6 separate regions of the Homo sapiens genome follow, and all the other regions are linked to region 4. The links are chromatin contacts, found by Hi-C or POLR2A ChIA-PET in ENCODE. All regions are on one chromosome and are shown on one strand. Each heading gives the region's core, a stretch centred on a gene start or an enhancer-like site at or near the end of the contact. The rest is flanking DNA. Distances are from core to core; before and after follow the strand shown. Region 1 holds the start of HIF1A (hypoxia inducible factor 1 subunit alpha). Region 2 has its middle 32 kb from the start of HIF1A. Region 3 overlaps PRKCH (protein kinase C eta). Region 4 overlaps MNAT1 (MNAT1 component of CDK activating kinase). Region 5 holds the start of PCNX4-DT (PCNX4 divergent transcript). Region 6 has its middle 39 kb from the start of DHRS7.

Region 1 (4,506 bases), core at 1,293-3,792, 940 kb after region 4:
ATACACATATACATAAACATATATTTTATACATTTTTGAAAAGGAAAATTAACTTAAGGGCATATTTAATGAATATTCAAAAATTTTTTTGCTGATCAAATTATCATTCTGCTTTAAACTTTTGAAATGATCCAAAAAAATTTTAAATGACTTAGATTTACTGTTACAAAATGCTTGTCTTTTGATGTCACAAACATTATATACTATAATCACTGGCCAGAGATAATTGCTATAAGTATAATGAAAAGGGAAATGATGGAAGATCTCTGCAGCTATCCTCATAAATGAGGGTGGGAACACGATGGGCAGTTCCAAAGTTGAAAATAGAGAATATATGTGGATTTATATTAACATAATTGGTATTCTTGGATAGTTAAAAATGGCTAAACTGTAGGAGAAGCCCGAGTAATTACTGTTAACAGAGGAATAAATTTGAGGGCAATAATAATGATGATAGGCCAGGCACTGTGGCTCATGCCTGTAATCCCAGCACTTTGGGAACCCGAGGCGAGCGGACCACCTGAGGTCAGGAGTTCGAGAGCAGCCTGGCCAACATGGTGAAACCTCGTCTCTACTAAAAATAGAAAAATTATCCGAGTGTGGTGGTGCGTGCCTGTAATCCCAGCTACTTGGGAGGCTGAGGCAGGAGAATCACTTGTACCTGGGAGGCGGAGTTGCAGTGAGCCGAAATCGCGCCACTGCGCTCCAGCCTGTGGGCCAGAGCGAGACTCCGCCTCAGAATAATAATAATGATAATAATAATAACGCCACCAACAATACTAAGAGCTAACATTTACTGAGTGCTTACTATGCACCAGATATTGTTCTAAGTATACATTTATTATCTCATTTAACCATCCATAATACTGTGGTATAGACACTTTTATATCCATTTTATAAATAAGTAAACTGAGTTATGGAGAGATTAAACGACTTGCCAGTAAGATTCAAAGCCTGTGTACAAGCTCACGCTTGATTCTGGAGCCAGTGTTCTTAACACAGTATCTTGAGAATGTTAAACTAAAAAGTTTTTAATTTACAGTATTCTTTCCACAATTAAAAAAGAAATTATGAGTAATTATTTTTAGTTCTTTCTTCTCTTCAGGCATTTCCCATGGTTCTTTTCAAGACATAATACATATCATTTAGTGTTGTAGATCTGAAAAAACAAAAGTAGCGTGAAGATCAAAAATTTTCTAAAGAGACGGAGTCTCGCTACGTTCCCTAGGCTGGAACACCCAGGCTTCTCCAGCCTCACACCTCTGAGTAGCTGGAACCACCCTGTCCGCTAAGGTCAATGTTTAATCGTATCTTTGTAGGTCTACTGACCAGTTAAAAAGAGGTGCTGTATACATTGGTTGTTGTCTTGTCAGAGTTTGATGCTTCTATATAGACCATTGTTTTTACATGCTAATACAATTGAAAGCCACTACAGATATTTATATTTACAACCCAAAGCTAGGTTTTAACAAGAAACTCATAAGGCAAAGGTGAGAAGTAAAATAATTTAGCGCCAAGTGGAGATATATGTGCAATGCTACTTTGTTGGGCTCAAAACATATTTTTCTTTTAGAAGACTGACAGGCTTGAAGTTTATGCCTCCAAAGACAAAAGTGATTATGTTTTGTTTAGTAGCTTGCAAAGTTGCCAAAGGCCATTTTTTCTACTCTTTCCCTGAAATTGGTTTATATGCTTATTAAAGTCATTTATACCTATTTGCAAATGCTTAACATAGTTTCAGATTTTAAGATTTCCCTGCAACTTTATTTCCCTTGAAGTTTACAGCAACAGGAGTTCATTTTTATTTTTAATTGCATTTATTCAGTAAGTAAACTCCGCCACAGAAAAACTTAGTAGACAAGGTGAGTTCCCCTGTGCTCCGTGGCAAAGAGTGCGGTGGGTGACATTGACCCATGGTTAGGTAATCTGGTAAGGAAAGACCCCGTTGTAACACATCTGAGCAACGAGACCAAAGGAAGGGCTTGCTGCCACGAGGCGAAGTCTGCTTTTTTGAACAGAGAGCCCAGCAGAGTTGGGCGGCAATCGTGCCCAGCACTGAGGCCGAGGAGAAAGAGAGCAGGAGCATTACATTACTGCACCAAGAGTAGGAAAATATGATGCATGTTTGGGACCAGGCAACCGAAATCCCTTCTCAGCAGCGCCTCCCAAAGCCGGGCACCGCCTTCCTTCGGAGAAGGCGCAGAGTCCCCAGACTCGGGCTGAGCCGCACCCCCATCTCCTTTCTCTTTCCTCCGCCGCTAAACACAGACGAGCACGTGAGCGTCGCAGCCCGTCCCAGCTGTGCCTCAGCTGACCGCCTCCTGATTGGCTGAGAGCGGCGTGGGCTGGGGTGGGGACTTGCCGCCTGCGTCGCTCGCCATTGGATCTCGAGGAACCCGCCTCCACCTCAGGTGAGGCGGGCTTGCGGGAGCGCGCGCCGGCCTGGGCAGGCGAGCGGGCGCGCTCCCGCCCCCTCTCCCCTCCCCGCGCGCCCGAGCGCGCCTCCGCCCTTGCCCGCCCCCTGACGCTGCCTCAGCTCCTCAGTGCACAGTGCTGCCTCGTCTGAGGGGACAGGAGGATCACCCTCTTCGTCGCTTCGGCCAGTGTGTCGGGCTGGGCCCTGACAAGCCACCTGAGGAGAGGCTCGGAGCCGGGCCCGGACCCCGGCGATTGCCGCCCGCTTCTCTCTAGTCTCACGAGGGGTTTCCCGCCTCGCACCCCCACCTCTGGACTTGCCTTTCCTTCTCTTCTCCGCGTGTGGAGGGAGCCAGCGCTTAGGCCGGAGCGAGCCTGGGGGCCGCCCGCCGTGAAGACATCGCGGGGACCGATTCACCATGGAGGGCGCCGGCGGCGCGAACGACAAGAAAAAGTAAGCCCATTCCCTCGGCCCGCCGCCTTCTCCCCCGGCGACCCCGCCCGCCTGCCCGCCCTGGGCTCCTGGGCCGGCCTCGGCGTTAATGGGATTGGGGGGGGCAGCCTTTTTGTTTCTGCTGCTGCTCCCCTCCCCTCTCTTCCCCCAACCTCGCCGGCCGGGCTCCCCCGCTGTCCACGTCGCCATCTTGTCGTGGGGGGTGGGAGACGCCTCGAAAGTGCTTTCAGGGGCCGGGGTCTGAGCCCTGCTTGCCCTCCCCGCCGGCCGTGGGGGCCTCGCGCCGCCCACCTACCCGCCTCAAAAACCCAGCCTGCTCTGTGGCCCCATCCGGAGGGGACTTTACCCAGCCTGAAAACCCCGGGAAGAGAAATGAGCTGCAGCTCGGTAGCCGCGGTTTGCACCCGGAGCTTCCGCTCCTTCCCGCCCCCATCCTCTCCAGTTCCATTGAAAACTCGGCCCTGGGGCGGACCCTGCACGCTGGTCCTGGCTTTCCAGTGGACTTGGGGCCTTGAGTTCCCGACTGAGGGACTCGCGTGGTCGGATGCGATCTTGTCCTGTAGTTGTCCAGCCGTCGCGGGTGTCTTTGCCTTTGTGCATTAGGGATTTGCCGCGATGGCCTTAAGATGCGAACTTTTTAGTTTGCACGTGCAGGTTTTGTTTCGTTTTAATCGCCTTGAAAAACTTGCCTAGACTGAGAGTCAGAGTAATGGGAATTTAGGGAAATGGCAACATTTTAAAGAGAACTTCAGAATTGGATACTTGAGTTCATATCACCTGTCACGAGAACGCAGATATTATAAATGAATATATGCCTCATTCATTCTTCAAATAATGAAAATGTAGGGGCTGGTTAAATTTAGGCAGTTTTAATGATACTGAAAAAAGTATATGATGAGTGAATGAAATGCGGCACTAAAATGTTGCAAAAATTTTCGAACTCTGTCTCATTTTCCTGAAATTGAAGTATATTAAAGGAAAACCGTCAACATATATCTAAAGTAAGTAATCACTCGGTTAGAACTTAATGCAAGTTTTATAAATCACCTTGAAGTTTGAGTCTAAGGGGTACATTAGAGATTAAGAATTGTGAGTTGGACCAGTGGTGTTAAGAGCGGACTCCCCCATCCCCCAACACACACACAATTTTGCCCACTTTGGCATTTTAACTTTTAAGGAAATCACTTAAGGAATTGAAGATTTAGAGTAAGAGTTTTGGTTAGTAGACTGGCTTTGCTGTTAAATCCTTCCACTCTTCTGGCAGAGAGATTAATTTCCCTAATCAGTATCAGCAGAAGATAAACTTGTTTATATTCCTGCTGTTTTGTAGATCCCTTCTCCTGGTCCTTCTTCAATAGAATATTAAATTCTTAGTTTGTATACAGCAGAGAAGGTCACTTATAAAATTCAAAAAGTGAGCAAACAGGTCTAGATTAATTCCAAGAGTTACCAGGAATTAATTGCAGTTTATTTTGCGGAGGTGATTACAGTGCTTTTGATGAAATGATAAAGCTGCTATATTGTAAACCTAAGGCAGATTACCTCTGTGTAGTGCCAGTTTTCTATCCTTATTATATATTGAATCATACTTAATACAATGCATTAAATTATGTACCACTTTTTTTATATACAGTATC
Region 2 (4,122 bases), core at 159-2,658, 910 kb after region 4:
CACTGCACTCTGGCCTGGATGACAATGAGACTCTGTCTCAAAAAAAAGAAAAAAAAAGAAAAGAAAATCAACTGGAAGAGGGTAAAAGGAAGCAAAATCTCTCTGCAACATTGGGGAGTGAATTTGCACAAAGGACGTTCCAAAACATCCATGAAGTTGACTGGAAAAAAAAATAGAAATACAAATGTAAAGTTTAAAGGAGCCCATGAACCTAAGGAAACAGATACTGGGGATTTTTGAGCTGAATACAAAACCTCTGAGAAGCAAAAGAAAAAATATGTTTGCCAAGAGGCGTCCTTTCCATATCTAAAGCAAAACCCACAAATACCCATGAGTAATATCATGCAGGTTATGAAGTTCCTATGCAAAACCAGCAACATTTTCATAAACCAGAATTGTTGGAACAGTTGCAGATATTCATTTAAAAAAATCTGACTGTATAACAGCTCTGAAACGCAAAGCTAGGCCACAAAAGTACATTTCACCACATATGTCAATTTTCTTGAACCCTCTCACTATCAGAGTTGCCCAGGTTTTAAAGTTCCAAAGTTAGTAAAGAGACTGTGAATCAGACACTAAAATATGTTCTTCTACTTTGTACTGTAGCAATGCCATATTTAAGAAAAATATGAAAATGAAACCAAAAAGCAAACAAGATTGTGGAATTCCCTGACATTGTATTATATTTTACCAGCAGCCTCTGTATTACACACTGGAATAGCTTAAATGTGTCTTTTTCAATTAATTTCCCTTTTTTTCCAGAAGAATAAAGAAGTACATTTATTACAGTAAATAAAGTTGGCATTGCTCATATTAAACAAACAGGATGTCTGAACTGTATGCATTAAAAGATTTCAGAATGACAAGGCAAGCAAATTACACATATTAGTGCTTATGCTTTCAGAAAGAATGGAATGCTCGGAAAGTACTAAATCACACGTAGGTACTAGAACAAGAAAAAAATGACAAGGGTGTAATTGGTGGTGAGGGTGGGAACTTTTTCTCGCTTAAAATACATTGGGCTCATTTGTGTCTGCAATGCATCAGTTCCCAGTGCAAGAAAAAAAAGCCACGAATATGGACAGACTCAAAGTCTTCTCCAAATGGAAGATCCAAATCAGAACCTTTGAGGAGGTTTGCCTCAGCACCTTCTGTAGAAGTGGTTGGCAGACACACAACTAGACACAAGGTAACATGGTAGAGCAGTGTTGAGAAGAGGATCCGCAGTGGTCTCCACTGCCCTGGCGGTGACCTTCTCCTCTGACTGTTCTGTATGTAACGGGACTGGCTTGTGCAGGCTGTTCAGCAAACCATAGGTCTGGTTTGCTATCCCCTGATCTTGTAGGTCATGTGATTGGACAAGCTCATTTGCCCTTGGGTGGATGGTGTTCAGTGACCCATCTTGCTGAGTCATGCTAAACCTGTTGAGCATGCAGCCTTAGTGCTTTAATGAAAGTGCCCTTCGTTGCATTTAGAAACAGTGACCCACCCTCTCCCTTCTTTGCTCTGTGTCTAAGTGTCATTGACACAGGACAGGGTTCCACACAGGATGTGATTCATATGAGCCAATCTTGAGTAGGTTTCTTGTGGTTTTTAGTTTTGTTTTAGTCAAAAGAAGGGAAACTTAACCATTTCCAATAGGTTTGATGAAGGTAAAAGCATTTCCCTCATTTTTCTGTCCATGCAAAAGAGCATACTGGGAGACCACAAAAGCCAAGGCGATTTGTGGGCCTATTCCCCCATTTCTCCCACCAGGTGTGGGAAAGAAGCAGAAATTTATGGCTTTGAATGGATTCTACAGATGCCAGAGTATAAGAAATTTCTAATCATTAAAAAGACCTCAAACGTGGCCAGGCGTGGTGGCTCACACCTGTAATTCCAGTATTTTGGGAGGCTGAGGTGGGCGGATCACCTGAGGTTGGGAGTTCGAAACCAGCCTGACCAACATGGAGAAACCCTGTCTCCCTTAAAAATGCAAAATTAGCTGGGCGTGGTGGCGGGCGTCTGTAATCCCAGCTACTCCGGAGGATGAGGCAGGAGAATCGCTTGAACCCAGGAGGTGAAGGTTGCGGTGAGCCGAGATCATGCCATTGCACTCTAGCCTGGGCAAGAAGAGCAAAACTCTGTCTGAAAAAAAAAAAAAACCCACAAACTTGTAAGGACCTTTAGAGTTGACCGAACACTTTCACATTAGTAATTTCATTTGTGCCATACAGCTTGCCCATGAGATAAGTCAGGGTTGGCCTCCTCTTTATGTGAGTTGATATTTTTAAAAATTAGAATGTACCGTAATACGCGTCCTGTATAAGTGATGTTCATTGTACAAGTAATTTTCATTGTTCCCCACTAGTGTAGATAAGGAATGTCCATAGGAAATTTTGTAACAGAGGCCATCCTCCAGCCCCCACAAATACATGCCTCACCCTACCCCAGTATATATGGAAGAATATGTTCAAGAGAAAGTGGCTGTTCACACCTTATTTTAATTTTTCTGAAACAGGAAGCAGGCAGAACAGCGGGGAAAAGGGAAGCTAACTCCTTCTTCCCCTTTCATTTTCTCTGGGGCTATGATGCAAAGCAATGCTACAGAATATTTTAACCCCAGCCAATCACCATAAGAGAACACATAATTAAAAGCATCAGAGGTAAGAGTTAAAGAAAATGATTTTCTAAGCTGTTTGCTTGTTTTGAAATAGAGACAGAGTCTCAGTATGTTGCCCAGGCTGGTCTCTAACTCTTGACCTCAAGCAGTTCTTCCACCTTGGCCTCCCAAAGTACTGGGATTACAGGCCTGAGGCAACACATCTGGCCCTAAGCTATTTTTTAAAAGACAATGTTTAACACATGATATGAACATATGTGTGTGGTAAGTAAAGTAGAATGAGATTTCTTTATTTTTTCTTTTTCTTTTCTTTTTTTTTCTGAGACAGCGTCCCACTCTGTCAGCCTGTCACTCAGGCTGGAGTGCAGTGGTACGATCATGGCTCACTGCAACCTCAGACTTCTGGACTCAAGTGATCCTCGTGCCTCAGCCTCCCAAGTAGCTGGGAATATAGGCACCCACCACTATATCCAGTTAATTTTTTTTATTTTTGCTTTTTAGAGAGGAGTCTTACTATGTTGCCCAGGCTGGTCTTGAACTCCTGGCTTCAAGCTGTCCTCCCGCCTCAAACTTTCAATGCGCTAGAATTACAAGCATGAACCACCTTGCTTGGCCGAGATTTCTTTAAATTATTTGCTCTTTGTTTCAGAGTTTTTAAAAGATTACTCCTTATGTATTTTGATGACAAAACTCCCCCTCAGGTTTTGGGCAATTTGTCTCACAGAAAAATCCCCTTTTCTTTCTTTCAATGACGTATCATCACTTGAATTCTATAAATGCTATTGGCCTTTTTGGCAATCATCACAAAACTATTTTTTATTATTTTGAGCATCCTTGAGGATTATTTGAATCTCTCTATATCTATTCTTGTCACATTCTCTCTCTCTCCATCTGTTTGTCTTTATGGGTTCCTCTTTCTCTCTCCATGTCTGTCATTTCACCCTCTCTGACTTTCTCCCACTACACGCTATCCCTTCCCCACCTCATTCCCGTTAACTGATGTCCTTTATGTACCAAGAACAATATCAATTCATAAAACATTTCCCTCCCTGGGCTCCCTCATATCCCTACTCTACTCTTCCCACAGTCTGCCCCAAAATATCTTTTACAAGTGCTTGAAGAGTCACCTTAAAAATCAGGTCATCAGATGTATGCCAATAGTGAAAAATTTGAGCTGATCCAAATGTTTCTCAGTGGGAGATTGATTAAATAAATTGCGGTGGGTTTATTAAATGGAATACCATACAACTATTAACAGTGCAACCATTTATTGACATGGAAGGTTGTTCATGACTTTTCTTTCTTTTTTTTTTTTTTTGAGACGGAGTCTCGCTCTGTCACCAGGCTGGAGTGCAGTGGCGCGATCTCAGATCACTGCAACATCCACCTTCTGGGTTCAAGTGATTCTCCTGCCTCAGCATCCCGAGTAGCTGGGACTATAGGTGCGCACCACCATGCTCAGCTAATTTTTATATTTTTAGTAGAAACGGGGTTTCACCAGGTTAGCCAAGAAGGTCTCA
Region 3 (4,584 bases), core at 234-2,733, 770 kb after region 4:
TCCCTACTTTTGTCTGTTTTGAAATTTCCCATAATAAAAGTTGAAAAATATGTTAAAAATAGTTCATATAAATAGCCTCCTAGATTCATTCTTGTTCAAGGAGCCAGCTCTCAACTCGCTTTCCTTTATTTCTTTTGGAAGAGTAACTGACTCTAGTGATCTAAGCAGTAAGACTCATGTCAATCTGTTTTATTACTCTCAGGATAGCTTATGGTGGAAACAAAATAAATCCAATTTCTGAATCTCCTTTGTCTTCAATCACTTGGGAATTCTCTCTGAAACTACTGTGGGCATTTTAAGTAACCCTGATTACCCAGCAAGAACAATGTAGCTTTCAGACAAGCACAGAGGATAGAATAACTCTTTCTACCCTTCTATGCTTGCATGACAAAAGCTGTAGCTATTAAATACCGGTGCTCAATGAGCTAATGAATGGCAAGCCGGTAACTGTGGTTTTGGCATTTTAGTATTTGAGCCTCTGCCCTGTATGAACTTGTAATCTTCATTGTGTAGCCTTGTTAAGTTCAGCTGCTGAGTTACATGTTGGCATAGGAAGCTGAGGTACTCCTAAGCCAAAAACTGACCTCTGCATATTTCAAACTAAAGTCAGGAGGCTTAGGGTGACTTCTTTTGCTTTAAAAAAAATAAAGGCATGATTTCCCTTTAGAGTGGAAGCTGACCATGACTGTAAATGGCTCTATAATCTTTGGCTTTGTTTGAGTCACCCTCTCCATGTTCTGCTCTTCCGTTTGGATGCAAGCCAACATGAGGATAAGTGTTCTGCTTGGTCCTCGTTGTTTAATAATTGACCCTTCAAAACCACTTTCTTTCTCCAGCTTCATCAAAGAGAAGAATTTAAATTTTGATTTCAGGTTTCTTCTTTTCCCTCTTGAGTCTATCTTTAAGGGGTAAAACATGTGGCTTTTTATAAGTTTAAGTACTTTGGAGCAAAGTTTATGGAGTGTCCTTCCATCCCCTAAAAATAAGATAGGCTCTGAGTTGGCCAGGGCAGTCCCATTGGGGTCCATCTGAAATGCTTCTGTTTATCCCTTTGGTCAGCACCTCCTGCCAGGACCATGCTGGAGCTGCTAAGAAGGAAGACAGGTGCACAGACAGAGCCTTCTGGAATACAGTGCGGGGTATGCTATCATAGAAGTATAAACTGGGCACCCTAGGAGCAGAGTTGATATTGCTATGACTGTCTGGGGACATCAGGACAGACTTCATAGAGCAGGTATGAGATACTTGGGCTGAGGGCAGCACTGGTAGCCTGGAATTACATTATGCTCTTAATTGAACCCTCTTGGGATCCCAGTTTGAGCGATCTGTCTTATTAAATAGCACTTGGTATGAGAACAGCCATGGCGTTTCCTTTACAGCTCATACAGTTCTGAGAATGCCTAAAATTAGATTGAAATCAGGATTAAGGTGTCTAACCTGCCTTTGTGGCCTCGGGCATCCTGTGACCAGGATGAGTCACATCCCTGTCTTGCCCACTTGCGTCTTCTGAGAGCTGCGTCCCAAGACTTCCCCATGCAGAGCTGATTGTAATAGTTGACTGACAAAACTGATGGCCCAGCACTTTCTCTCCCTGCGCGATTCCTGCTGCCCATGACAGCAGCTGAGTAATAAGCAGTCAGACCTCTTACCTGGGACATTAGTCACAAGCTCTTAAGCAACTGCGGGTCAACGCTTGAGACCGTTTTGGATTTCTGTTAGCACTTGTTTCTGTTGCCCAAGAAGATCCTTTCCAAGACTTCAGCAGGCATACTGGCTTCGGGAAAATTCAGAAACTCAGTGACCTTGTTTGGAAATGTGAGTGATAGTGTTCTGGGCTCAGGTCCACACAGGCCTGGCTTGTCAGGCTAGGACACAGTGTCGATAAAGCTGGGCTCATGGGCTTTGTCCCCCCGGCCGTGCTCTCTCCTGGGGCTGCAGACTAGTGTGTCTAACCTCAGCCAGGCGCCTCTCTACTGTGTGCCCGCAGTCCCAGAGGAGCCAGGCACCCAGGCCTTATAGTGCCTCCCAAGTCAGAAAACACTTGTGGAAGAACTGAGAGTGGTGGCCTCCTTCACTGGGCAGGACCACGATCATCCTCACCCCTGCTCCCGTCCTGCGCTGCTACGATTGCAACCTTTTGTAGGTTAAACTGGCTGTGCTCATATTGTATTTATGTGGTGGGGCCAGGGGAGGAAGCAGCTTCCACAAATCAGCCCACTGAAAACAGTCACTTATATGGGACATGGGATTCTGCGTGGAGAAGGGCTGATTTGGAGCCAGGACTGGGTTTGGGTTAGAGACACAGAAAGCTTGCTTCGCTGAAGTGGGTGCACAGGTACTCAGCATGCCTTTGCCTTATGCCCCTGACACCCGGGGAGGCTGCTACTAAGAGCAGAGAAGTCTGTTCTATGTTCCATTGATCTGTGCCATGAAAGCTTTGCTGCTTTAACCACACTTATTGGGGATTCCTGGAATACCAGACTTGGTTTCCATTCCTGGGCATTTTCTAGTGGCCATTTTCTGTAAGACCTGTATGGCCAGGCTGTATCAACTCACAGGACAGCGTGTGGAAACCAGTCATGCCAGTTCTGTCATCACCTACCTCCTCCAAGCCAGCAACGTGATCCAGGCTGGACAGAGACCAACCTTTTGCCTTGGGCCATGCAGGCCAACAGACCTTGATTCTCACACTGAGGCAAGAAAATAGAACCTCGAGTGCCCTGACACAACCCACAGTGAATATGGCACTCCAGAAAGAGCAGTCAGCTGCAGCCACTGAGGAGACGCCACAGCGAGGGGGGCTCCAGGCGGCCCAAGGCCATGGCAGCCTCCCACAATGGCAGTTAACCACAAAGCTCCAGGCCACCTAGCATCCCCCCCGTGACCTGCAGCCTCCTTGTCACTGATCAGCCTATGTGGGTTGCCTCTGAGCATATTGTTCCTTTAAAAACCAAAGTGTAAATGTCTCACCCAAAAGGCCAAGCTGTTGCTCTGTCCAGTCTAGACTGTGCCTGTGAGGCTAGCAATGCCACCCTCCCTCTGTAACAGTGCCCTGGGGTATGGGTGGCAACAGGACAACCAGGTGCTTGTGCTGGGAAGCGGGTTTTTTTAAGAGAGCACTGCCTTTTATTTACAGACAGCTTTATCAGTACATGGCCATGTTCCTGCCGACCTTGAGGACTCTTTACCAAACAATCCTGCTGCTGAATATTCACTTCCTTCCACATGAATTTGCTCTTAGGGATTGGAGGAGGGGTGGAAATGCTTTCAACCAGTCTCCATAATCTAGGCTTCTTGTGCACCTGGGGTACCCACAAACAAACCCTGTTCTCACTCTGGTTTTCCTTTTCCTGATTAACATCCCCACAAACCTACTGGATTTAAGACAAACCCAGAAGTCATCATTTCTGCTGCTTCTCTCTATCCGTCTATCTCTAAGTGATTATCAAGCCTTATTACTGATTTTGCTTTCACCGAAGCCCTGCTTCCTTTCCCCTGACTAACTCCTTATTTTCCATTCCATTCATCACTGTCCTGGTTCAGGTCTTAACATCTCTTCCCTGGACGGTTTCAGCCTCCCCCAACTGATCTTTTCTTGTCCAGCCAGGAATCTGTTACTCCCTTAATGAGGGAGCATCAATGAGTTCCTTTTGCCTAATATGTAAAAATCAAAATTCCTTCGTGTGACATTCAGGACCCTTCATGGTTTGAAGGACTTAACTTTCCTCTGTAGCCCTGAGATTTTTCATGGCCCCAGCACTCCTCTGTCCTGTGCTGCCCGCCCCTCAGCCTCCTCCACCATACCCAGGGTTCTCTGAGTCCACCTGCACAGCCATACTGCTGGGCTTGCTGCCGTGTCCCTGCCCCATCCGCCTGTCCATGGCGGCCTTCTCACTCCCCTTCTCTGCCTGGGAGACTCTGACTCATGCTATCAGACCCAGCTCAATTTCTGCTTCTGCTGTGAGGCTGTCTCTCTCTCCTCCCACTAGAAGGAATTGTTCTCTCTTATGTTTCTCTCGTAGCACTTGGTTCATACCTTCATCGTGCCACTAGGATGATACAGCAATTGGTGTGTTCCCCCTCCCCACCCCTCCTGGTCTATCCTGTCCATGTGTGTGTGTGTGTCTGTCTGTATATGAAATATATATCTATTTGTTTTACACACACACACACACACACACACACACACAAAGTATTTCTTTCTTCTCTTTTCATTTTAGAGACAGGGTCTCACCCTGTCGCCCAGGCTGGAGTTCAGTGATGCACTCTCAGCTCACTGCAGCCTCAACCTCCTGGGCTCAAGTAATCCTCCCACCTCAGCCTCCCAAGTATGTGGGACTACAGGTGCATGCCACCATGCCCAACTAATTTTTGTATTTTTCGTAGGTTGGGATGTTGCCCATGTTGTCCAGGCTAGTTTCAAACTCCTGAACTCAAGCAATCTGCCTGCCTCAGCCTCCCAAAGTGTTGGGATTACAGGCACCCAGCCGACAAGTATTTCTTAAGTACATTATGCCAGGCATAATGGCGCCAGGCATAATGGTGAACCGCATAAACACAATCCCCGCCGTCATGGAGCTTCTA
Region 4 (4,641 bases), core at 1,751-4,250:
ATTAGCCCCTTTAGGAAAGTGGAATGTGTTGTCTGATTTGGCTCTCAGGCTTAGTATGAAAGTTTGTGCAAAAGTACAGCTTACAAAATGCTATTTGTTTTATTAAAAGGATTGATAGGAAGTTGACATACTTAGTTAATTTAAATTTGGAAGGAGCTCAGCAAACATCTTTCTAGTTGTATTTTATGTCTCCCTCCACCTTCTTTTTTTTTTTTAATCAAATGGGGAAACTGAAGCCTAAGAAAGGATATATGGTTGCATAGCCCACCTGGACAGCTCCAGTCTCTTTTTTTGTGTGTAAATCCCATTCAGAAATTAAATTTCAAAATTAATTTTCAATTACATTTTGATTACCTGTTGACTAAATACATTTTTTTTTACTGTAATGCAACTGGGTTGTAACTCAAACTCATGCATAAGATGAAAAAACTACAATATTAAAAATCATTTTGATCTACTTAGAACAATTTTCTCTTTATATTTTATTTTCTAGGGTGCTAGCTTACGATAAAAAGCATCTTTGAATATTCAATAATGATATTTTTCCTGATATTGTATTTGCCACATCTTTATTTTTTATTGATGATATATAAGCAATGACATAGTATTTGGTTTTTGAGGTATAATCAGATGTCAACTAGGAAGCCTAAATGAATTGTATTGTTGATGCAGTGAAATGATTTGTAGGATAACTTATTTTATAGTATTTTTATTTTTCATATTTATTTTTAAAGAAATATAGATTATTTACATGTACAAACAAATATATATATTCTCTACAAAAAGATAAGAAAATTTAAAATTTAACAGACTTTATCAGAAATGTTTGGAGTGTTAGGTTTTCTTTTCATTTACTAAGTTGGAATATGTAAAAAAAAAAAGAATTTTGAGATGAGGACAAGTGATTGTATACCTCACTCAGTTTTTTTAGAACACAAATATGATAGTGGTTATATCATTGAAAATCAATGAAGCCTCCATCAATATGGTGCAGTGCCTCTGCACCACTGATTTATATATATTTAATGAACTTGCTGTTCTAATTTCAGGTAACTGAAGCAAACTGCATCTAGCACTAACTGGTTTACTTATAAACAATTCAGCTCATTAAAATATAAATATCTTGAAATTTACCAATATTAGATATAATTTCTTTATAAATAGTTCTACTGTGTTTACTTCCTGGTGTTAACTGACATGTTTCTAAAAAAATCATCATATTTTGGTACTGTTTCAGATAATGTTACCAAAATATGTTGTTTTATTTGATCTTATTTCTTGCTACTGATCTAGAATGGATTTGGAATAGAAGATATGGGACAAAAAAGCTTTCAAAAGTGATGGGATTTATGAAGTATGACATGCCAGATGCTGTATTTTTGAGATCTATTGGAGCATAAGTGAGGACCAGTTAAGGATCTATTTCTATATTCTTTGGGATTAGGAATATAGTTTTTAATATTTGCATTTTTTAAAAAATGTATTTTAAAATAGATTTATTTTAAGCATGTCTATTATGTTTTATTGAAAAAATGCCACAAGATAATATTAAAAAATGTTTTGACAAAAGAAAAAAATTATACATAATACTTTCACAGAGGAGTTCTTTTAATTTTTATCTTCTTATTTGTATGTGTGTGTGCTGTGTAGTCTCAGCTGCTCTGGAGGCTGGGGTAGGAGGATTGCTTGAGCCCAGGGGGTCAAGGCTGCAGTGAGCTATGAGTGTGCCACTATATTCCAGCCTGGGTGACAGAGTGAGGCTCTGTCTCAAAGCAAACAAACAAAAAACACTTTGGAGAATGCTGTTTTAAGTTTTGACTCAGTAACTAATTTTGTAAGAAATTTCATATTACTCTACCATTGTACTACTTATTATTATTATTTTTTGAGATGGAGTCTCACTCTGTTGCCCAGGCTAGAGTGCAGTGGTGTGATCTTGGCTCACTGCAACCTCTGCCTCCTGGGTTGGAGCAGTTCTCCTGCCTCAGCTTCCCGAGTAGCTGGGATTACAGGTACGCACCACCATGCCCGACTAATTTTTGTATTTTTAGTAGAGACAGGGTTTTGCCATGTTGGCCAGGCTAGTCTTGAACTCCTGACCTCAGGTGACCCACCCACCTTGGCCTCCCAGAGTGCTGGGATTACAGGCGTGAGCCACCGCACCTGGCTTGCACTAGTTATTTATTGCTGTCTAACAAATTATCCTAAAACTAAATGGCTTAAAATAACAAACATTTATTTTCTCACGGTTCTTGTGCATCAGGAATTTGGGCATGGCTGAGCTGGGTAGTTTTGGCTCAGGGTGTCTCATGAGATTGCAATCAAGTTTCAGCTGGGGCTCTATTCATTTGAAGGCTTGACTGGAGTTGGAGGATAAACAGTTGACCATTAAACAACATGAGTTTGAAGTGTGTGTCCACTTATATGTGGATTTCAAAAAACAAAACAAATAAGAATTGAAAATACAGTATTCACAGTATGCAAAACCCCATGTATATGGAGGGCTGACTGTATTAAGCTCACTCATGTGGTTTTTGTCAGGAGTCCTCAGTTCTTTACTGTTATTTTTTGGCTAGAGGTGTCAGTTCTTTGTCACATGGGCCTCTCCTAAGGATTTCTTCAGTGTTCGCACAACATAGTAGCTTTCTTCTCCTCAGGTGGATGATTCAAGAGAGAGACAAACAGAAGCCACGATGTCTTCTATGAACATCATTCAGACACCATCGTTTCTGCTGCATTCTGTTTGTTCAGAGTCCTAAATACAGCTCACATTCAGAGGAAGGGGAATTGGGCTTCCCCTTTTGATGAAAGAAGTATAAAGAATTTGTGGCCATATGTAAAACCACACCAACCACATATGTATATTTATCACTGGAATACCTTGAATCCAAGAGGGCTCCCAGTGATTTTTGTCTCCTACTTTTTATGTCCTTGCTTAGTTTCTCCCTGATTGTATCAGGGTTGCTTGTATAACCAATCGAATATGGTAGAAGTTTCTCATTTCCAAGGCTAGGTCTTTAACAAAGACTTTGTGGCTTTCCATGTGGTTACTCTCTATGTTCTTGGGCAACTTGCTGTCATGAAAGACAGTTTATGTGTCGTCAGCAGCCTTATGAAGTTCCGTGTGGTTAAGAACTGAGACCTTCTACTAACCGCCAAGTCAGTGAGCCATCTTAGTCTTCAGTCCCAGTCCTGTCTTCAGATGACTGCAGCCCCAGCTGATATCTTGACAAATAAGCTGCTCCTGGATTCCTGACACTGAGAAATTTTGTGAGATAATAAATTGTTTATTGTTTTAAGCTGTCAAGCTTGGTGGTGTTTTGTTATGCAGCAACAGATAACTAATAGAATCCCTTCATCTTTATTAAAACAAAAGGCACATTGCCAAAAGCTGTACACATATTAGGGATTTTATTTTTTTTTTAATAATAGGGAGAAATTTCTTCTTTTTTTTTTTTTTTTTTGAGACCGAGTCTCGCTCTGTCGCCCAAGCTGGAGTTGGAGTGCAGTGGCACGATCTTGGCTCACTGCAACCTCCGCCTCCCAGGTTCAAGCGATTCTGCTGTCTCGCTCTCCTGAGTAGCTGGGACTACAGGCGTGTGCCACCACACCTGGTTGATTTTTTTTTTATTTTTAGTAGAGACGGGGTTTCACCGTGTTAGCCACGATGGTCTCGATCTCCTGACCTTGTGATCTGCCCGCCTCGGCCTCCCAAAGTGCTGGGATTATAGGCGTGAGCCACCGCGCCTGGCAATAGGGAGAAATTTCTAAGGGCGCATGTTCAACAAGCCATTGTCATTAGAGAAGTGGCTTTTGTTCAGAGGCATATGAACTACTTTTATTCAGAAGTAATCAAGGGGGAATCTAGTAGTATTGTAAAGGTAAACATTTTAATATCATGTAAGATGTGATAATAATTTAGTGTTTTTAGTGAGAATCCTGTAAGCTTCCTGTCATTGACTAAGGTCTGGATTACATTCTATAACGCATGAAGTAGCAATTTGAGAAACTAATTCTTTATAAAAATACTTTCACCTTGTTAATAGATTTGTTTCTGTAAGTAAGAAATACAGTGGAGTTGAATCTTATGTGGAATTTGTATATACGTATTTTTTTTTTCCAGAGACAAAATCTCACTCTGTTGCCTGGGCTAGAGTGCAGTGGCATGATCACGGCTCACTGTAACTTCAAACCTCTGGGCTCAGGAACCCTTCTGCCTCAACCTCCCAAGTAGCTAGGACTATAGGTGTGTGCCACCATGCCTACCTAATTTTTTTTTTTTTAGTTGCCCAGGCTGGAATGCAGTGAAGTGATCTCAGCTCACTGCAACCTCTGCCTCCCAGGTTCAAGTGATTCTTCTGCCTCAGCCTCCAGAATAGCTGGGACTGCAGGCACGTGCCACCACACCTGGCTACTTTTTGTATTTTTAGTGGAGACGGGGTTTCACCATGTTGGCCAGGATGTTCTTGATCTCCTGACCTCATGATCCACCCGCCCTGGCCTCCCAAAGTGCTGGTATTACAGGCGTGAGCCACTGTGCCTGGCCTAATTTTTTATTTTTTGTAGAGACAGGGTCAGGCTTTGTTGTCCATACTGGTCTTGAACTCTTAGGCTCAAGCCATCCTCCTGCCTCGTCCTCCC
Region 5 (4,726 bases), core at 748-3,247, 660 kb before region 4:
TCTCACTCTGTTGTCCAGGCTGGAGTGCAGTGGTGCAATTTCGGCTCACTGCAACAACCTCTTACCTCAGCCTCTGAGTAGCTGGGACCACAGGCGCACACAACCACACCTGGCTAATTTTTTGTATCTTTTGTAGAGACAGGGTTTCACCATGTTGCCTCAAACTCCTAGGCTCAAGCGATCCTCCTACCTCAGCCTCCCAAAGTGCTAGGATTGCAGGCAAGAGCCACCACGCCTGGCCCAGCTGTCCACTCACCCTTTAAAAATGGATTGCAACCATCCTTAATTTCCCCAGAATTATGTGTCCCACTTTGTTTCTGAAGCTCAGCGCATACCTGTTTATCACATACACTGTAATTACTGATGTCCTTGTTGTTCAAGTTATGTCCTTGATGTCCAAGTTATATTTTGGTAAATTCCTTAAGGATCATGTTTTATTTGACTTTATATCTGCAGCAATTAGTGTAGTTCCTGACAAATAGGAACCACTATTCCCTTCACTATTTCAATAAATGTTGAATGAATATTTTATACACAGCTAACCAAAGGGCTTGTACCATATGCCCTACTAATTTTATTCTAAGAAAGCACGATGTTCAAATATATTTGAAAAACAGCAGATATTTCAACAATAAACATGTTAATTCTGCTTGGGTCATATGTAATGCCCATGAGAAGAACAAGCATAAATACAGACTCTCTACATAAAGATAATAGCTCATCCTTACTAAGCACTTAAGCTGTGCCATTTACTCTGCTAAGCAATTTACAATTATTTGATTTAATCCAATGACATAACTCTCTGCGGGTTAAGTTCTATTATTTGCCTTATTTTACAAGATATGGGGAAACTGAGCACTAGAGAAATTACATAACCTCAAGATCTCACAAGTAGTAAGCAGTAGTGCCAGGGTTTCAACCCAGACTTCCTGACTCTGGAGCCTCCACTCTTAATTACATGAAACTCAGACTTCTTGGCGGTAAGTGATGCTTCCGAGATGCTTAATGTGGTACTCTGACCCGCAATGAGTGAGCTTCAATGAGAAAAACTATGGATGGACCAACAGCACGTTTTCCCATATTCTATCAAATCGTGAAGATACCAAACTATGAAAGGGTCTACCTGCAAATTAAGTCCTTGAAGACAAGTATATGTATATCCGGGGTTTTCTTCCACATGCTTTCAACACACTACACTTTTGCTCTGGACACAATATCTTAAAAATAAATAAATAAAGCTTTGGCTTTTAATATGAACACAGTAATTATTTTTCTATTACGACCTGAAAACCTAAATACTTAAATACAAAGTCAGCATTTCCAAGACAGCCAAGAGCCAAGAATTAAAAAAAAAAAAAAATTAAGGCCGCATTTATAGTTTTGAGGAATGGAGATCCAAACAAAACAGTCCACAAGTCATCTTGGACGCTGAAGTGTGCAGAACTGCTAGGGCATCTACCCAATCACATGGGGGAATTGCGGGTACCTTGATACCGACAAGTTAGCTTCAAAGTTCCCTTACCCGAGCCTCTAAATCAGCTGAGACCAATCATTGTTAACGCTCTCCGGGGCCGTCTTGAGGACTCCCAGTTGGCAATCTGGAACGTGTCCAGAACTTGGTGGGGCGGGGGGGGGATCATATTTCGTGGAGAATGGGGGAGGTGAGCCCTGGGTATAGGGATAACTTTTTAACTAGCGTTAATTGGGGTCTTTGCGGCCAGGCTGTAAAGATTCCCGCCACACTAATATGAATCAGCCATGGCCTTTTAATTGGAACGCCGGAACTCTGCCTTGTTTTATTAATATCTTAATAACACGTTTCTATAATGGACATGTTGGTTCCTTGTATTTTAAAACGCAGCCACAAACTGAGGCGATAGCGATCACGTTATGCAGTCCCCAATCGTCCAAGCCGAATAGGCTGCATGAAGTATCACTCAAAAACATTCATTACCGTCGGTGTGTTGAGTGGTAACGCCAGTGTGCGAATTCATTAATGGAAATCACGGGACCCCGAGCGGTTGGAGATCTGCCACACCCCTCTGCCTGCGTTAAGACAGCCTGACCCGACCTCTGGTAAATTAATGCGCAAAATGGCGGTTGCACGTCTGTTTCCCCACCCCGGCGCACAATCCTGAGGAAGGACGTCACGTCACCAGGGCAACGACGCTCTTGCGTAAAGGCCCGGCCCAAGGGAACGTTCAGGGCGTCTCGGCTTTCCCCGCTGCTGCTTCTGCTAGGCCCAGTGCGAGACCAGAGCACGAGCGACTCCCGTCGTCCCCGGCCAGGCAGATGTTGGCCTAGTCCTGGCGCGAACGAAGCGCGCTATTTCCCTGCTTCCTCTAGGCCAAGCCTGCTTTACGGCAGGGCCCGCCTCGGGAGCGAGCACAGACCGGGGCAGCGAGGCCAGCCAGGCGCCGACGAGGTCCCCGAACGCGCACGCGCTCCGTTCAGCTCCGGGTGGCGGCCGCCGGAGTAGACGTTAGCCATGGAAACCGAGAGCTGGCCCGGGCGGGGCCGCGGTGAGCTCGTTATTCGGCCGCCGCAGCTTTTCTGCCTCCGCATTCGGGCACTAACCAACCTCCCGGCGGGAGCGCCCAGCCCGAGTTTACCTGCAAAAATGCGGTCCCTGGGATGCCTTCGCGTCTTCTCTTCCCTCGGGTGACTTGAGGTACGTTCGTTGTCCGACGTCCACCTCGGGACTTCTTCGGCATCTTAATGTCCAAGCCTGTGCGGAGAGCCAAGTTGTTCTAGGGGCTTTCATTGCCACAAGAAACATATTTTTCGTTTTTCGTTGCAAAACCTTTAAGTGCAATTATTGCGCTTAATGAACTCAGTCATTAGAGATAGTAATTCAGTGTGATTTTAACTTTCCTTTGAAAGACTACTTTAGCCTGTTGAATTGTAGCATTTTGTTTCTAAGAGACTCGTACGAAATGGAATATGGCACACCCACCCGGAGCTGTGTCCGTTAGGTAGAACTGTACTCTCGCAATATCTCCAACTAAACCTCTTTTGTCCGAATTGTTCAACTCATGGCCCCCTGAACGTGAAGCGCTCCTTCCCCACTGATCTCGACCTCTGTCCCCACAACCTCTTGTCTCTCCAGGACCAGAATTTACTCCAGTGAATCGGAAGTTGTTTTCCATGCCGCTGAATTGGTTATCTGCTCTGTATCCATCATTTTTCACTTACTCATTTTTTACTATTTTTAGGTGTTTGTTTTCTTCATTAAATCATTCCTGCAGTTAGGGCAAAGACTGCCCTTCATGTTATTTGGTATCCACCGCCACTCACGCCAAATCCCCAGACCTTTAGCATAGCATCCAGTTCAGATGTTGCCTTTTCACGAATTTAACTGTTTGTAGCATCTGTTGGCTGCTCCTAAATTTCCTACTTAAAGAGCTGCCTTCTAATTATTAACTGCTGTGGAAAATACCAATCAGGGAAGCTTTTTCTTTTTTAAGAGCTTTATTGAGATGTAATTTACATTCAATACAATTCACCCATTTATAGAATTGTGCAACCCTTACCACAGTCAAGTTTGGAACATTTTCATCACCCCAAAAAGAAACCTTTTACCCTCAGCAGTCACCACCTCCCTCCCCCCATTATCCTTACCCCACCAGCCATAAGCAATTACTAATCTGTTTTCTGTCCCCATAAATTTGCTTATTTTGGACATTTCACATAGACGGGAAAATACAATATGTGGCCTTTTGTAACGGGCTTTCACTTAGTGTGTTTTCAAGGTTCAGCCATGTTGTAGAATGTATGAGTACTTCATTCCTTTTTATAGTCTAATTTCATTGTGTGGATATATCACATTTATCCATTCATTGATGGACATTTGGGTTGTTTTCATTTTTTGGCTGTTAGTAATATTTCTTCTATGAATCTTTTGTGTACAGATTTTTGTGTAGACATATATGTTTTTATCTCTGTTGGGTGTATACCTGAGAGTAGAATTACTGGGTTATATGGTAACTCTATGTTTAGCCTTTTGAGGAACTGCTAGACTGTTTCCCAAAGGAGCTGTATCATTTTACATAACCACCAGATATGTTTGAGGGTTCTGATTTCTCCACAGTCTCATGAATACTTATTATTGTCTGCCATTTTTATTTTAGCCAGTCAAGGAGGTTTGAAATGGTACCTCATTATGGTTTCAGTTTGTGTTTTTCTAATGAGTAATGATGTTGAGTATCATTTTATATTTTCTGTGCTTATTAACCATTTGTATATCATCTTTGGAGAAATGTCTGTTCATATCCTTTGCTCATTTTTTAAAGATTGGATTATTTGATTTCTCATTATTGAATTGTAAGAGTTCTTTATATAGTCTAGCTATAAGTCATATATATATATGATTTGCACAAATTTTCTTCCATTCTATAGGTTGTTCTCACTTTCATGATGGTGAGAACCTTGTTTTTTAAACAGTTTCTCACTTGTCTTGTGAAAGGGTACTGGATACCAACCCCCTCATGCTGGCTTAGCCATCAAAAGCGTCCCATTTTTACACTTTGTAGATTCCTCTTGGACCCACTTTTCTCCAAAGAACCCTATTCCCCCAAGTTATCCTTCCAGTTCTCTAGCATCAAAACAAAATTCGCTTTCATTTGGCAGTTGTTAGTCCAAACTGCACCATTTTGTAAGTCCCCCAGCATTTTGCAGACCTTGGTCAAAGTGACACATTCCAGGCGAGTTTGGGCTGTGAGAAACA
Region 6 (4,176 bases), core at 1,170-3,669, 550 kb before region 4:
AAAATGTTGGTATTGAACTGTTTTATAAGCCAGTTTTTTTTTAACATCGTATATTCTGTTAAGTTTTCCATGTTATTAAACAAACTTTTTTTTTAGAGGCAGCGTCTAGCACTGCCACCCAGGCTGGAGTGCATTGGCATGACCACGGCTCACTCTAGCATCAAACTCCTGGGCTTAAGAAATCCTTCTGCCTCAGCCTCCCAAGTATCTGAGACTACGTGTGTGCACCACCATGTCTGACTTTCTTTTTTTTTTTTTTTTTTTTGGTAGAGATGGGGGTCTCACTGTGTTGCCTAGGTTGGTCTTGAACTCCTGGCCTAAAGCTCTCCTCCTGCTTTGGCCTCCCCAAAGTCCAAAGTGCAGGGATTACAGGCATGAGCCACCACTCCCTGCCAAACACATTGTTTTTAGTGACTGTATATTATTCCTTCATATGGAAAATCCAATCTATTTATCCAATCCTTTGTTTTGTTCTGTTTTTTCCTACTATGAGAAATGTTCAGTATCTTTAAAGATAAGCCTTTGGCTACATTCCCAATTATTTCCCTCTGACAAATTTTAAGAAGTGGAATTACTAGTCAAAGGCTATAAGCATTTTTAAGACTTTTGACACACCACTAAAATACTCTGAAGAAATGTTGTAGCAAAATACACTCCTATTAACAGTACTTGAAAATATCCATTCCCCAAACTCTCACAAATACTGGGGATTATAATTTACTAAAAGTTGTAAATTCATTAAAAGAGATATAGTATCTCATTTTAAGGGAACTGCATTCCTTCAAATATTAATCTAACTGAAATTTCTTATTTTATTTTGGTCATTTAGTATCTTTTGGGAATTTACCTTTCATGTCCTTTACCCATTTCTCTGTTTCAGTGGGCATCATATTTTCTAACTGATTTATAAATGAGCTTTATCAAGTAATGCTCTTGACCCCATATTCAACTTTTCCCCCGTTCTTTAATTTTTTAATATACAGAATTTTAATAATTGTACATATTAAAGTCTATTTAGCTGTTTCTTTATGGCTTCTCCTTTATTTTTAAGTGAAGTCTTTCCTTTCCTTGATAGCTGATTATAGTTATCTTTATACTCTATCCTTACTTTTCATCCTTTCATATTTTTATTTTGTTTTTACATTTAACCTTTATCCGCCTGTAACTTAGTTTGGTATAAATTATAAAAAACAGATTTGATGACTTTTCCAAATGTCTCACCATTTGTCTTACTACTATTTATTGGGTGGCTCAATTTTTCTTCCCAAATTTCAAATGTCAATCTTGCTAGTACTAAATTCATGTGTGTGTTTGGGGTTGCTTTTAGAGGTTTCTATTCTGTTCCATTGTTCTGTTTACTGTTACTACAGTCTCATTTTATTTCACTGATTGTACTGATAGGTGGTATAAAAGATAGTAATGCCTGGAAATGCAAGTCTTCATTTTATCATTGTTCTTTTTAAGTTTTCCTGACTATTCTCACTGGTATGTTTAACATATTTTTTGCTGACTTGAGCATCCAACAAAATATATATGTAGCTGTGACCTATACTTTCATTTCATCAACTGCTAATTGCACAAGGGACATCTATCGGGTGTTTACTTTGTGCCAGGCTCTGTTCTAAATGTTTTATATGCATCAACTCATTCAATGCTAGCAGCAACCCTGTAAGATCGATACCTTTATTGCTCATGTTTTATGAAAGAGGAAACGCAAGCATGGAGAGGCAAGGTTAATTTGCCCAAGGTCACACAGCTGGCGTGTGGCTAAACTAGCCGTTGCATGTAAATAAGACTGCCTGCCCACTCAACCCAGGCAATCTGATTTCAGAGCTCACTGCCTCTCAAACAGTATGGCAGGGGTTAATACTATCTTGATTCTTTGCTTTAAACTGGAGATACTGTAATTTAATAATCGTTTGATATGCCAAAATGACTACAAACACTGTTCAAATCAGCGTTTTACACACATTCTATAGCAATGTAATACTTTTCCTCTTTAAAGTATTGAAGGATGAAATTTTCTTCAAATTATACAATACTACTTAAAGTGTTAAATTCCAATAAAGGAGAAAAAAAAGGCAGCAAACTATTGCCAGAAGAGCCCTGGATTGAGCAACAGGGAAACAAAAGTTCTAGTCCTTGTTGTGTTGCTAATTAGCTTCCTGCCTCCACCCCCACACGGACACATACACCCACCCAAAATATTGTCCTTATTAGTCTGTAACCCTGGCTAAATTACAATATTACAGATTCATTCCTTCAGGTTAACTCTCTTTCTGAGATGTGACTAGCCCTGGTGACGTACTACTTGTCAGAGTATTGATTATTTGCCCTGTTTTGAGATTTTAATTCCTCTTAATCAGGAACATTGCCCTGACAAGATAGGAGTTGTCATGGTTCAACAGGGAGCCAGGAATAGAAAGCAATGTTATTCTGGAGGCTGAAAGGCTGTGAGAGGTATGTGTGGTGAGGGACCACAGCTGACAGAAACAGGCTATGGGGAGTAGCTTGGGTATCTCAGGTGACAGAGAGTGGTGAGAGGGGAAGCTGAGAGGAGGAAGATGGTCCTGTGGAGGGAATGTGGGTAGAGCCTCCTCTACTTGAAGTTTTCCCAGCGCTGGTGCTGGGCGCAGCCAAGGATTCTAAAAGAAGGCCTTCCTCTGGGGATCAGGAAGGGAGAGGGAATATGAAAAGAGTCTGCCCTCTTGACATTGACCCAGAGTCTCCACGAGTCATTGGAAAAGATGCATGAGAAGCTGCATCTAAGGGCATGCAAACATATACACACAACACCATAAAAGGAGAAAGCTTTTTAGGCTTTCTTCAACTCATCAGGCTTGTGAATTTCTTTAATAAAAATCTCGGAACATCATGGCTCTACCAAACCTTTGCCTATTCGTCATTGCCACAGTGATACTGACTTTTGAATTCCAGTACCAGGGGAAAAAGATGTGTGTGTGGTGGGGGGAGGAGGGAAATAGTATCACCTTTTATGTAAATTCTTACTTGCTCATACAAATACTTTCTTTTTTTTTGTTTTATGGGGGTGTGGGTGGAAAAGTTTCAGTGTTTTTGCTGATTATAGAAGCAGTGAATGCTTACTCTAAAAAAAAAAATCAATGACACAAAGAAGAGAAATTCTGTCACCCTACCACATTGTAGTGTGTCTCTTCCAGATTTTTTTTCAAATTGGATCACACTGTTCTGCAATTGGCATTTTAACTTAACATATACAATAACTGTAGCATTCCATCTCATCTATTACTGTCCATAGTATTCCATTATATGTATGTACCATAATTTATTCAACAAACCAAGCTGATAAACATTTAGGTCATGATAATTTTTTATTATATATCATCCTTGTATTAATTGTTCCCAATGTATCATAATTTCCTAAGGGAAGAGGAACTAAATGACACATGTATAAAATTTTACTATACATTTTCCTATTTCTACAGTTTGTTTATATCTTTTTTCATGTCTTTTGCTGGTATCCAGCTCTTTTGTAGAAACCTCTTAAATTTGTCCTTTGTTCTTTGTTCCACTTCACAATTGGTAGAACACGGGTCAATAGGGAGCTCAAAGGTTCTCAAATTTGGGGCATCGTGTAATCTTTAGATCTTAAAGAAATCTTTCTAGGAGTAGCAGACATCAAGCTACTGGCAAATGAAAATTCTATGTGAAAAGACTACCTCAACAAAGGAGTGAAGTTCTATGTCCTCGGTGTTCTGTCATATAATTACATTTTCATTATGATTGTTCTGGTAAAAATGAGTCAGGGAGAAAAGTGTACCGTTTTAGGCTTGATTACCTAGGATCACATGAGAGTACCTGGGAAGGAGTTGCTGAGACCAATGACTACCCTTTGAACCAAACAATATATATGAAGATCAAAGTTTGGGTGTAATCTCTTCCGGGGCCACTTGGCTGCATTTTTCTTCCTCAGCACATATTGTTCCCTGCCAGAATTAATACATGAGAGCTGAGATTATAAGAAGCCCAACCAAGACCACGTGCATGACATCAGGGCAGATCTATTGGCACCAGTCAAAGAGCAGAGCACAACGTCCGAGCAGATTAGAACACATTACACTTAGTTCGTAGACTGCAGGCTGCACTGAGAATCGGGCCATAGTGACTATTGGAAGATCAATAGGAGAAGAAATAAAA

Evidence for each region. A loop is a pair of places that touch in the nucleus more often than their neighbours do. ChIA-PET counts read pairs that join two places held with the same protein, here RNA polymerase II (POLR2A). Pooled maps may share reads with other maps.
Region 1: a loop to region 4 is called in a map of GM12878, with 4 times the contacts of the local background. The contact joins the promoter of HIF1A here to the enhancer-like site in region 4. A Hi-C loop is called at or near these places in 1 of 168 maps with a recorded cell type or tissue (GM12878), 1 of 37 single-sample maps with no recorded cell type and 3 of 50 pooled maps. POLR2A ChIA-PET finds 5 or more read pairs at or near these places in 1 of 52 experiments (naive thymus-derived CD4-positive, alpha-beta T cell).
Region 2: a loop to region 4 is called in a pooled map, with 7 times the contacts of the local background. The contact joins two enhancer-like sites. A Hi-C loop is called at or near these places in 3 of 37 single-sample maps with no recorded cell type and 9 of 50 pooled maps.
Region 3: a loop to region 4 is called in a pooled map, with 3 times the contacts of the local background. The contact joins two enhancer-like sites. A Hi-C loop is called at or near these places in 1 of 50 pooled maps. POLR2A ChIA-PET finds 5 or more read pairs at or near these places in 2 of 52 experiments (HCT116 and OCI-LY7).
Region 5: a loop to region 4 is called in a map of naive thymus-derived CD4-positive, alpha-beta T cell, with 7 times the contacts of the local background. The contact joins the promoter of PCNX4-DT here to the enhancer-like site in region 4. A Hi-C loop is called at or near these places in 1 of 168 maps with a recorded cell type or tissue (naive thymus-derived CD4-positive, alpha-beta T cell), 4 of 37 single-sample maps with no recorded cell type and 10 of 50 pooled maps.
Region 6: a pooled map shows a loop between it and region 4 (7-fold over the local background). The contact joins two enhancer-like sites. A Hi-C loop is called at or near these places in 12 of 37 single-sample maps with no recorded cell type and 4 of 50 pooled maps.

The regions. Positions count from the first base shown.
Region 1 is chr14:61,692,971-61,697,476 of GRCh38, forward strand. HIF1A (hypoxia inducible factor 1 subunit alpha) reads left to right here and starts at 2,543. Exons shown (of 15, transcript NM_001530.4): 1 at 2,543-2,869. The coding sequence starts at 2,835. HIF1A-AS1 (HIF1A antisense RNA 1) reads right to left here and starts at 2,853. Exons shown (of 2, transcript NR_047116.1): 1 at 2,737-2,853. RefSeq lists an enhancer at 1,862-2,231 and silencers at 2,302-2,601, 2,902-3,001.
Region 2 is chr14:61,661,268-61,665,389 of GRCh38, forward strand. No RefSeq gene overlaps it. Among named protein-coding and RNA genes, the nearest start is that of HIF1A, 32 kb to the right of the region's middle. Within about 2 kb of position 1,409, at least 18 of the 41 ENCODE cell types and tissues checked have a DNase peak (open chromatin) inside an H3K27ac peak, as active enhancers do.
Region 3 is chr14:61,523,993-61,528,576 of GRCh38, forward strand. The region is part of intron 10 of PRKCH (protein kinase C eta); the gene reads left to right. Among named protein-coding and RNA genes, the nearest start is that of PRKCH-AS2, 19 kb to the right of the region's middle. RefSeq lists an enhancer at 1,376-1,525. Within about 2 kb of position 1,484, at least 33 of the 41 ENCODE cell types and tissues checked have a DNase peak (open chromatin) inside an H3K27ac peak, as active enhancers do.
Region 4 is chr14:60,750,896-60,755,536 of GRCh38, forward strand. The region is part of intron 1 of MNAT1 (MNAT1 component of CDK activating kinase); the gene reads left to right. Among named protein-coding and RNA genes, the nearest start is that of MNAT1, 18 kb to the left of the region's middle. RefSeq lists enhancers at 2,481-2,760, 3,171-3,220. Within about 2 kb of position 3,001, at least 5 of the 41 ENCODE cell types and tissues checked have a DNase peak (open chromatin) inside an H3K27ac peak, as active enhancers do; they include GM12878, where a contact is called at or near this core.
Region 5 is chr14:60,089,749-60,094,474 of GRCh38, forward strand. It overlaps PCNX4-DT (PCNX4 divergent transcript), which reads right to left and starts at 1,998. Exons shown (of 5, transcript XR_943918.4): 1 at 1,955-1,998. PCNX4 (pecanex 4) reads left to right here and starts at 2,175. Exons shown (of 11, transcript NM_001330177.2): 1 at 2,175-2,671. RefSeq lists enhancers at 1,996-2,125, 2,216-2,405, 2,369-3,002, 4,583-4,726, 4,660-4,726 and a silencer at 4,583-4,726.
Region 6 is chr14:60,202,546-60,206,721 of GRCh38, forward strand. No RefSeq gene overlaps it. Among named protein-coding and RNA genes, the nearest start is that of DHRS7, 39 kb to the left of the region's middle. Within about 2 kb of position 2,420, at least 2 of the 41 ENCODE cell types and tissues checked have a DNase peak (open chromatin) inside an H3K27ac peak, as active enhancers do.